Linked DNA regions of Mus musculus: region 2 is linked to region 1. A link is a contact called in ENCODE Hi-C or POLR2A ChIA-PET data. All regions are on one chromosome and are shown on one strand. The core of a region is the stretch at or near the end of the contact, and the rest is flanking DNA. Distances in the headings are between cores, read along the strand shown. Region 1 overlaps Susd1 (sushi domain containing 1). Region 2 holds the start of Hsdl2 (hydroxysteroid dehydrogenase like 2).

Region 1 (5,787 bases), core at 2,165-4,664:
CCATGGCTTTTAGGGCTCTTTTTCCATTGGACAGTAAGCAGATAACTCATATCTAACATTTCCTCAATGCAGTTCATTGCTCTGCCTCTTCTTGTGTTTCTTAGGAGAACAGTGGAGGGCCATTCATTCAGACTCTTGAGCTCAAAGGCTGGCAGTCAGCCTGGGCTCCTCTCTGTTCCTCCTCCCTCACTTCCCAGTCACCTCCTTCAGAGTTGTTTCTTGTTTTATAATACAGCACCCCGCTTTCATCCTGTTGCCTCTTGACCAGTTTAGTGCGGATGCTCCTAACAGTGGGGTCTGACACGTCTCATTGCGAGTCTGGACTCTGTCCCTCATGCCGCCTGACTCTTGCAGGCTACTTCGCATCCAAGCCTTGGGACTATAAAATGGACATGGCTCTGTCCAGCCATCAGGTTATTTTGAAGGGTAAAGTCCTGTACATACTCTCTGGTCCATAGTTATAACTTAATAAGTGTTCATTCTTATTGTTTTTATTATTGCTTCTTATGGCTACGGGGCAAATGAGATCAGGCCTGGGAAGAGCAGTCTGAGCCTGACATAGTTGTCGTGGAGGAAATGGCATTAGATTCTATTTTATGACCTCCGGTTCTTCTGTACCCTGGTGCTTCCTTTCAGATGGAAAACTGTCCCCCTCATTACCCTGCAGCTTGCCTCTGCTCGGAGGAGGGGTGTCTGTCCTCCGTCTGGCAGGCAAGCCCTTCCCCGGGTGCAGCCTGTGCTTCCTCTGCAGCCTCGCTCTGTACCTAGCTGACATTTCTCCCTCACTCCTCTTCCCCGCCTCGCTAGCCTTGATGTCCAGACTCGCTGTTCTCTCTGCCCTCTACTCTACAGCCACTTATGCCCCAAGGCAGTGCCCACTATGAAACTCAGTTTCCCAGGTCCTCCAGGCCTTCCTTCTTTGTGCCCTTCCGTATTTGTGTGGAGCCTGCGATGATGCTACTGAGCTCTCAGTTGCCTGCAGCAGTGACTGCTCCGTCCATTAGGCAACATGCTCCTTGAAGGAAGAACTGGTGGTCTAATCCTCTTCACAGTCCAGTGTTTGACACAGGTGGATGCTTGCCATCCAGTAACAATTCTGTAAATCATGGGCAGTAAATGGAAGAGGACACCAGTCCGAAAAAGACTTTCGTATGGTTTTTTTTTCTTTTTTCCTTGTTTTCAATTTTTATGGCATTTGTTTACTTGGTTGTGTGTATGTGTAGGTGCATGTATGCCACTGTGCACGTGTAGAGGTCAGAATCCAACTTGTGAGAGTATGTTTCCTCCTCAGGGTTTTGGGGATCAAACTCAGGTCATTGTCTTGCTGGCAAGTGCCTTTATCCACTGAATTATCTTGTCAGTCCCTATGCGTTTTTCAATTAATGGCATAGTTAGAATTAGCGTACATTTTGCCAAGTGTTGTATATTCAAAGGGCAGCATTAATGCAGGCATTTGACACCTGGGATTTTTGTAAAAAAAAACAAAAAAAAAGTCTTTTCAATCTGTTTGTAGAACTTGATGGGGGAAGACATCAGCTTGGGTAGGCTTCTCTTTGGGATGGAATATCTGGCATCGCTATAATCAGATCTGGGTCCCATCTGTGCAGAACATGGCACAGGCTACAGGCAGATGGCATCTTTGAGATGTCATTTACAGTTGTCATAGTGAACGAGCAGAAAGGAAGAACAAGAAAGGAAACCCTTTTCTAATCTCCACTTGGATGACACAGGCACCCCGAATAGGAAGGCTGTTTGCTTTATTGGCAATTGAGGGAGAAGATGAAGGGGGAAATACCTCTGCTCCCTCTGCACCAGCTGCTGAGTTACCGTCAGAAGGCTGTTTGAGGGAGCAGGGATGTTAAAAGTCCTGGACTTTAATGGGCAGCCACAGATGTGGCCAGTTATACTTGAAGTTTATCCAGTGATGGACTGACTGGAATCAGCATCACCCTTGCTAACCAAGGAGACGAAAGAACAAGGCCATTACTTTGTTTGTTTATTTGTTTGTTTGTCTGGGGTTTGTTTGTTTTTGGTTTTTCCTGCTGACAACTGTATTCTTTTTTTTTTAAACCACATTATTATGTTCTGAAGAGGAATATTGATGTAGAAACCTATGAATTTTTTTAGGCTTCATAGCTGATACTCTGATGTCTCTGTAGAAATTTGTGTTTTCTTCTCAGCCTCAATTTATTTTCCGTTACTAATATATGACTTGGATTTACTCAAAAAAACAAGTGTGGTGCGATGCAGACATGTGACCATTTCAGTAGTCCAGGTGAATCCAAAGCTGACCTTGGTTCTGTACAAGAGAATTATGTTAACCTACGGGTGTTTCCGGCCCAGGTTCCTTGTTCCTCATGGTGGCTAAATCTGTTCTTAGCCAATAAAAGGAGTATCAATGGTGTATCATTTCCTGAGGTAAAGAATTATTGAATTATCATTCTCATTTCTCCACCCTCCCCCTGTGTGTGTGTGTGTGTGTGTGTGTGTGTGTGTGTGTGTGTGTGTGTATGTGTGTGTGTGTGTGTGTGTAAGCCAGAGAGGTCAACTTTGGGTATTGTTCCACGGTAGCCATCTGTTTTGTTTTTTAACTTTAAAAAGTTTTATTATTTTTAATGATGTGTCTGTGTGCAGTGACTAGAGGTGCCTGTGTCAAATCCCTTGGAGCTGATCTTATAGGTGGTTGTGAACTGTTTGATGTGGGTGTGGGTGCTGGGAACCAAACTTGGGCTTTTGAAATGAGATCTCTCACTACTCTGATCTCACCTACTAGATGGGACAGGGATCTATCCATCAGTCTCCACTTTCCTAGTGTAAGCATATAATGCTAAGTCCAGTTCTGGGCCTCGCTCCAGCATCCCAGAGTAGATTCCAGTGGTATCTAGTGGCCCATCAAGCTGATTACAGTAAATAAATAAGTGAACAGGAAACAAATGAACATCGGGTCTGAGGCTCAGACACAACTCCTTGTGCCTGTGTGGTAAGTCTCTTCTCACTTATCTTGATGGCGGTCTTGAGTTAGTTTTTCCCCAAACAGAACCAGAAGTGCGTATTATTACATTAATGGGGAGTAAAGACTCAGGAAGCAGGATTGGGGACCAACAGAACTAACTAAGAGAAAGAAAGAAACAGTATGAGGATGCTACAACATCCTGGACTCTCTGAGGGGGCGGGGGGCGGGGCGCTGCAGCATCCGGGTCTCCCTGGGTAGAGGGCGCTGCAGCATCCGGGTCTCCCTGGGCAGGGCGGTGCGGCAGCATCTGGATCTCCTCTGGGTACGGGACACTGCTCCACTGCGGATACAACTTTCTGAAAGGCTGTGGAAACTCAGTCACTTATGACAGTGCCTCCAGGGACAAAAAGGGCAATAGCTGGTTCACTAGTGCCGATCCCCAGGGGATTTAACTCCTCTCCCCTTCCAGGCTGCATGTGCTGGAGTGCGTGAGCCACAGAAAGGAAACCCCAGAGCAGGAGGCAAGAAACAGTCACGTTGCCAAGGTGTATGCAGGGCTGGCATACATTAGACTTAAGAACCTGGGAAGTGTCTGGCTCCGCAGGAAAGCTCAAACAGGGTCATGGAATATTCTTTTTGGATGGAATGGCAATTCTTGTCTCCAGGAATGATAGAGCAATGCCTAACTTAAAATGGGTATTTGTTGTTATTTTTCCCCTCCTTTTTGATCTTATTGTAAAAGAAAGTTGTTTTATTATCCTTTAATCATCTGTTCCTAGTGTACAGAAACGCATATTTACCTTATGTCCTGCATCATTCCCGGACTCCTTTCCTGGCCTTCATAGGTTTATGGGTTTGTTTGTTTGTTTTTTAGGGTTTGAATTCTTTAGGTGTCTGCATCTAAGATCATGCCATTTGCAAAGAGAAATAGCTTTAGTTATCTGTCAGAGATTTGACTTTAAGAAGTGAAAAGGTAGGTTCCCCCATGCCATGCTGAACAACTTTTAAGTAGTTGGATAGCAGCGCCCCTTGGAAACTGTGCTACTTAAGGGAGTCGAGTGTTTTCCCACACTGCCAGAGTCATCACTGAAGTGCAAGGTTTTTTAGAACCAGCACAAGTGGGAGAAATCTGGCTTCTCACCAGATCAGGATCCCATGGCTTCTGCTAGAGGAGACCGTGGGTGACCAGGAACTCTGTGGAGAACTTACTTCTTTGCCCCAAGCTTCACCTGAGGGACCGTCCTTCATGGTAACACATGCCACTTCCCCCTTGGGATTCTGCAGTCACCTGAGTGAATGCCTACCACCCAGGCTGAGAGGAGCGAGGAGCAGTAGCTCTCTCCTGTATGCCTTAAGGAAGCTTCCAGTCGGAGCTCATTTCTGGGCCTCGCTGCAGCCTCTGAGTGGAACAGCAGTGGCATCCAGTGGCCCATCAGACTAATCACAGTTGGAGCCCTTCCCCACCCGCAGGCAGGAATCTTTTCCTTTTTTTGCCTGGTCAGGCAATGGGCCAGGCTCATTCATGATGAACCATCTGGGATTGCTTGAATTGCTCAATTCAGCATCCGAACCAGCGCGTGACTGGTGAGCAGCCGAGATACCAGCTGGACAGAGGCCCCGAGTCCACCAGGAGCTCCCCAAAGCCCATGGTTGAGGTTCATGTGTCAATTCTTTTATTTATTTATTTTTCTATTCTAGAAATAATGATAGAAATTCATGATGTGTTGGTGTTTAATGACACCTGTGTGAGATGGCAAATAAGTCCAGAGAGAGTGAACGCCAGGATCGTGTACTTGGTAAGCAAAGGGAGGTGCTTTACCTTGCAAATGCAGAAATGGAAATATGAGCCAAAAGAACTTGCCTATAGGCGCTTCACTTCCCCTCCCCCATTTTCCCTCCTCCTTCCCCACCACCCACCATCTCCTTCCTTTCCTTCTGCTGGCTCCTCTTCCTTCCTTCAGTCACACAAAGTGAAACCATATTTGTTTGCAAATGTATAGTAACAAGCTACAGATAGTGTAACTCATGAAACAGCACACAGTTAATTACTTGGTATAAGCTGGTGTAGACTCTTGCTTGAATATGCAAGTCTCCGTTCCTTGGCACATCTTCTTAAACAGAGATTCTTGAAAACACACATCAACGTTTCAGTTAGAGCCAACACAAAGGCCAAGACAAGGTTAGAAGATGCTTTCAACCTCCATTCATTTAGAAAAGAATTGTTTTCTCTAGCAGGCCGTGAACACTGTTATCACGCAGGTGACCATGGTGGAAGGCAAACCAATGATGCTTCTATAACTAGGAAAACACCAACTAAACCACACTGTTTAGTGCTGCTATCTTCCAGCTATACGGTTTCAATGAGAAATATGAAGGTTCTTAGTCAGTCTAATTGTTTTCTGGTTCTATTGCCCTGTTTTAAAAAATGGGTGGGATTTTTGAGCTATACACATATTTCACATCTAGCATGTATGCCATCTGACCAGGTATGAGTGTGGGACTGGCATTTCTGTTTGGCATTCTCTTTATTGCTCGTTTCCAAGCACTTGTGCTTTCCTGCCCCAGAGAAGGCTGGACGCACGTGCTGATTTGGCAGGAGAACTTCCTTTTATTGTTGATCTTTTGTGGTCAGAAGAGCCATGAATTCTCACTTCTGTCTCAGCTTAGGTCTCATTGGTTCCTGGGATGATTAGGCCTGGTCCTCAGGTACCTGATGGCAGAGCAGGCCCTCTCTCTCCTCCGTGGTTATTCAACTCCGGGGTTACATAGTATCTAAGATGGGACCCTCAGAGAAACAGCGCTCAGCACCATAAAGCCTCCGTTATTCTGACTGG
Region 2 (5,787 bases), core at 2,160-4,659, 200 kb before region 1:
CCTTTTTAGATTTTAAAGGTTTATAAAGCTAGAGTCATTTAAATTATTGGATTCTGATACATGAGTAGACAGATTAGGTAACATAGGACAGAGTATAGAAACATATCCCTATGCACACAAGATCTTCCCTTATGATGGTGGTACATCATCGAAAAGAAAGAATTAATAATTAGGTCAATGTGACTGCGAGGGTGGGGAAGCCATCTGAACAAAATGGTTTGGGCTTTCTAACTTACTTCCTGGGCTAAAATAAATCTCAGGTGGATGAGAAAAGATGAATATAGTACATATGTATATATATGTATATATACATATATATGTATCCACCATAAAATATGAAATATTTATTAAAAGTATAAAAGTAAGGGTGGGAGTGGGTAGCTTGGGAGAATGTGTCTAAAGCATGTGGGTCCCTGAGTTCAATCTCCAGCATCACAAAATAAGTAAATAAGTCAGCGTAAGACTAAGACATCAGAATAGCACCTAAAATAAAAGATCTTTGTGTGGTCTTACAGGCTCATCCCAGAAACAAAGCAGCCTTCAAAGGTCAGAGTGATGATCCTGACTTTGAGGAAGCATATTTATTCATGTTTAATAAGGACCATAGTCAATGCTATAAGAAAACTCAAAAAAAAAAAAAACTTGTGAAACATGGTAAAAGAAAAGATTTCTCAAATAAATACACAAGTTCTCAGAGACCAGTCAAAACTTTTGGTGGTGCTAGCTCTCTCGGGGCCAAGAGACTGAAAAGGTGCTCGCCTGAACATGCACGAAGCCCTGGATTCTGTCCCAGGTCTCACAGCACAATGACAAAGACACCTTGCTGGTTAAACCAGGTCAGTAAAAAGATACAGAAATGGCTTTAAACCACACTTTCTCAGTCTCTGCAGAGCTGACCCTTTGAACTAGACAGTTCCACTATCAGGGGATGTTTACTGCTTGTAAGTAGTTTACATCCATCTAGGGGCTCCACCACTTGGCATCCCCTTTCAGCTATGATACTCTGTCTCCTTAGATATTGCCAAATGTCTTCTGGAGGCCAAACTGTCTCACCTTCACTAGTGAAAAAATAATACAAATTTTAACTATAATGAAGAGCCCCCCCCCCCCCGCCACTGGATGGGTTCCCAAAGAATTTACTTAGTCTGTATTAGAACTATTTTTAATTACTCTAGTTTTATAAACCACTTTAATATCCAGAAAAGCCAGTTCACTTCATTCTTTTTCCCCCTTTCAGGCTATTCTAGGGTCTTTAGTTTTTCAAACTTCAGAACCTGTGACTGGCTAGATTGGGCTCAGTACTCTCAATAACACTTTTGATGGTGCAATTCTTTTGGTGGTGAATACCTGTCTGTCTTGTAGTATCAAAAATTTTTAAAATATATTCCCTTGGTTCTAGCAATTTCACTTTCAAGAATTTATCCCAGATAGTATATTCATCTATGTGTAAACAGACACATAGAGGGATAGTAAAGCCAGGCATGGTGGCACAGACTTTTAATCCCAGCACCTAGGAGGTAAAAGCAGGCAAATGTCTGTGAGTTCAAGGCCAGCCTGGTTCAAATCACAAGTTCAAAGACAGCCAGGTTTACACTCAATTCTTTTTTTAAATAGTTTTTAAAAAAGATTTATCTATTACTATTCATTAGTACACTGTAGCTGTCTTCAGATGCACCAGAAGAGAGTGTCAGACCTCACTATGGATGGTTGTGAGCCACCATGTGGTTGCTGGGATTTGAACTCAGGACCTTCGGAAGAGCAGTCAGTGCTCTTAACCGCTGAGCCATTTCACCAGCCCCGTTTACATTCAATTCAAACCAAAATAAAACAAAAGAATAATAATGGAAGCAAAGATAGAATAAAACACCACCAAGAAAAAGATAACAAACAGCTGGAAATGACTTAATATCCAACAATTGGAAACAGGTTAAGTACATAATGGTCTTCAATAATAGTTTGCAACCATTAAAGAGGACAAGGACAGGCTCATGCCTTTAATCTCAACTCTGGGGAGGCAGAGGCAGGAGGAACTCCCTGAGTTCAAGACCAGCCTGGTCTACAGAGAGAGTTCCAGGATAGCTAGGGCACAGACAAACCTTGTCTCAAAACAACAACAACAAACAAAACAAGAGGACAAAGACAAGCTGTGTGTACTGGAAACCTAAGTATGTGCCAAGACATGTCAGGTAAAAACAGCAAGCCCAAAATGGAGTTTGCTACTATTTTCTAAAAAGAAGGTATCCCTGTAAGGTATACAAAATATGTTGATAAGTACAAAAAATACAAACAGAAAGAAACTGGAGTTTTAAAGAGACTTATACCCTTTTGAACTATTTAAGTCTTTTAGCTGTCTATATGTGTCAAACTAATTACAGAATGGGCTTAACTTGTCACTCTGCTTAAGATAAACTTTATAGAACATAGTGGACCTACCTGAGTTCAGCAGGAACCAAGGGCAAGAAGAATCGGGAAGAACATTGTTTAATGGGTATTTGTTTTGATTTTGTAAAGTCCTGGTGACTGGCTGCACAATTGTGTCTCTATATAAGTGGGCTTGGGGGAGGGGGTGTAGACAAGGTTCTAACTCTGTAGCGTTTGCTGACAGAGTGAGCCTAGCACACTCACTATGTAGACCAGAACAGCCTCGAATCAATAGATCTTCTGACCCTGCTTCTGAGTGCTGGCATTAAAAGCAGGCGCCACCGCACCTGGCTAGGCTGGGATAAATATACTTCATTTTTAAGTAAAATAAATAAATAAACCCCTTACCAGAAATGTTCGTATTGTAACATTTTAACTCGCTACTAACTTGAAAACCATTTTCAAAACACCATTCTTCTATTATTCTACAATCAAGCATACAAACAGAAAATCTGAAGTCACTGTCTCAAGCGACCTTTCGCCTAGAAGATGAAAGCAACATTGTCACCAGGCCAAGCTAAAGGCGAGATGGGGCTACAACGGGTCGTCGGGGACACCTACGCTCGCGACCTTTCCCCGTGGAGTATCTGACACCACTGCCCCTTGCAGTGTACAACTTTTGAGTCTCAGTAGTACAGAACTTTGGGTTCTCGTGCATGCGCAGGTCCCAGCGACTCTATCTTTCCGCGAACCGGTGTTCCAGAGCGCGCGGCTCTGGGTTGCGCCGGCGACCTGCCGACTGGCCCCTGACCCCATCCCACCCCCGTCCTCTTACCCAGTGTTGGGCAGCATGACCTTCGCAGTTCAGAGAACTTGGTGGCAGTGGAACAGCAGCGAGCTGTGAGTGACAGGCGAACTTTCTCTCCGCATTTAGCCGCGCCCCGGGCCCCGCCCCGAGACCCGCTCGGGGACCGGCCCTCCTACAAGACCGAGATCCTACAAGACCGAGAGCTTACAAGACGGTGTGCGCCTGCGCACACCGGGCACTGGGCGGTTCTTCCCGCAGTTCTACAAACGACACCCAGGAAACCAACGCTCTGCGCAGGCGCTTTGGAGTACACCTCCGCCCCGCCCCTTTCCCGAGTCTGTAGGTGACAATCAGTTTCTCCTGTGGGCCACTGGCGTGTCTAGAGCATCATTACTACGTAGGCTTTTCCTCCTCAGCCTAGGTTCGGCGCATCGACGGCTCCCAGCCAGCCAGATGGCGGATTGAGGGGCGCTCCGGGGACTGACTTGAGGGTGCTGGGCGTCGTTTTCCCCTGTCTGTCCCCGAGCCAAGGCGCTCTCTCCGAAGAACACTTGTAGACATCTGAAAAATGCTTTTTGCAGAAGCCGGTCACTCTCATTTTCGCTGCCACTGAATCTAAATTTAGCCTGACCTCCAGTGTCTGGAGACAGGAGTTTCTGGAAGAGATCTTTGCAAAGGTCTCCCGCAAGCGTTCATCGTATGATCCGGGCCACAGAAATCAAGGTTGGAGAAGGAATCCTCAGTCCTGGAATGAATGCCGGAATGAGGTCGAGTCTGGGATTCAGTTTCGTTCTTGGAGTTATACCTAACTGAGCTACCCAGGAAATGAAATTGTTTTGTATTTTGTAGCGGGAGAAAAAGATGCTAACGAGGTTGTTATCTAAAGCTTAGTTCAGAAAACAACTTAAGACAGGTAGGTATATACTCTCCTAATTGTCAAACTTGCTGGATCTTTTGGAAGAGCAGCCAGTGCTCAGACAAGAGAAACCTGCACATCAAATCCTACACTCTCCTGACCCTGCGCAGCTAGAGCAGTTATTACTCCCTCCCTCTCCCTGACGATACCCCCACCCCCGCGGGGGGTGGGGAAAGGCAAATGCCAGCCTTGAGAACAAAAGAAAAGCAGCATACCCTAGCCTCCACGTCACTTAAACTCGACCCCTTTTGATTAACAACCAACATTTCTCACAGTGCAGATGGCTCCTTGCTGTTGAAGGAAACCGAAGCCAATACCCTTGAAATGATAATAGCCCACTCTTAGACTATGAAAAAGAGACAAACGTTCCCAGACAGCTGTGGCCGGTTGTAAACATATCAGAAGCGGTTCTGATAGCACAAGTTACTCTTCCCAGGTCAGAAAGGTACCTTTTCAGCTACACGGTTCTGCCCTGCTGTCTGAACAAATGTTATCAGGTTTAAAGGACAGCATTCCTTTACCCTCTCCTATATTGCCAACACAAAAACCCGCTTGCGGGTTTTTTTCTTTATAAACCCCCTTTACTTAGGCCTGGGGGTTCACTCTTTCCTGTTCTGTCAGGAAGGTTGGTGGCCCAAGCTCGAGCTTAAATAAAGACCCTCATGCGATTACAGTGGGGTATGATTCCTGGTCCTCTCCTTGGGATTTTTACAATCTGGGCACAACACTCTTAACCAGGGAACCATCTCTCTAGCCCTAATTAAATATTCAAATAAAAACGTATTATTAAACTGTGGCTGTTTACCCTTTTATCACCTTGACCATTAGCTATTGACACGTGAGTTTGTAACCTATAATAATGATTATTGATGATTCTAGAAGAGTGTACTTATTCAACAAATATTAGTACCTCTTAAGTGAGAAGAAACAGCAGGTAGAAAGGAACAAAATCTCTGTCCTTACCTAGGAGGTGTGAGTAGCCAGTTTGTCTTTGTAAATTCCAAATGTTTCAGAGAGATATGGACAGTTTAAAATGTTCCTTTGGCCCTTGACTGCTTTTACTGAATGGTCTGTATATTTGTCTGGTAGCAGTGAATTCTTTGGCTGAGAAGCACCTGAAAAATGTTCAACATCCTTAATCATCAGGGGAATGCAAACCAAAACAACCCTGAGATTCCACCTCACACCAGTCAGAATGGCTAAGTTCAAAAATTCAGGTGACAGCAGATGCTAGCAAGGATGTGGAGAAATGTGGGGCGTGGGTGTAGGGAAAGAGGGGCGAGGGAGAGAGCCCGCCTCGAACCAGAGTTCCTGTGTTCTGGGCGGGCAGATGGGCGGGCAGATGGGGGAGGACTGCCGTACCCTTTCCACGTGGCCCTGCATGGGTGTCTGGCTGTGTGGAGCCACTGATCCCAGCTAGGCGGGTGGTGGACAAGGGGCAGCCCCCATACCAGGTTCTCAGTCTCCGGCATCCCACACTGGATACAGCAGAGGAGATGAGAAAAGAATAGGGGCCCCAGGACAACACTCTCAGCCCCAGGGATACAAGAAGAGGGCAGAGGGAGAGAGGTTCCCACGCAGGCGAGTGTCCTTAGTCCAGTCCGTGGCTGGAGCACAGGAAGGCCGTCTGACGTGAAATTAGGCACAGTTCGTTAGGAGAGAGCCTATCCCATCATCCAAGCACAGTGAGCCTTGGTGAACA

What was found. A loop is a pair of places that touch in the nucleus more often than their neighbours do. ChIA-PET counts read pairs that join two places held with the same protein, here RNA polymerase II (POLR2A).
Region 2: a loop to region 1 is called in a map of mouse trophoblast stem cell, with 2.7 times the contacts of the local background. The contact joins the promoter of Hsdl2 here to the enhancer-like site in region 1. A Hi-C loop is called at or near these places in 16 of 37 maps with a recorded cell type or tissue (CH12F3, ES-E14, Patski and 5 more). POLR2A ChIA-PET finds 5 or more read pairs at or near these places in 3 of 5 experiments (Patski and embryonic stem cell).

The regions. Positions count from the first base shown.
Region 1 is chr4:59,379,823-59,385,609 of GRCm38, reverse strand. Susd1 (sushi domain containing 1) reads left to right here. Exons shown (of 17, transcript NM_001163288.2): 7 at 4,652-4,749. Among named protein-coding and RNA genes, the nearest start is that of Susd1, 56 kb to the left of the region's middle. Within about 2 kb of position 3,414, at least 1 of the 3 ENCODE cell types and tissues checked has a DNase peak (open chromatin) inside an H3K27ac peak, as active enhancers do; it is heart, where a contact is called at or near this core.
Region 2 is chr4:59,579,185-59,584,971 of GRCm38, reverse strand. It overlaps Hsdl2 (hydroxysteroid dehydrogenase like 2), which reads right to left and starts at 3,409. Exons shown (of 11, transcript NM_024255.3): 1 at 3,197-3,409. The coding sequence starts at 3,213.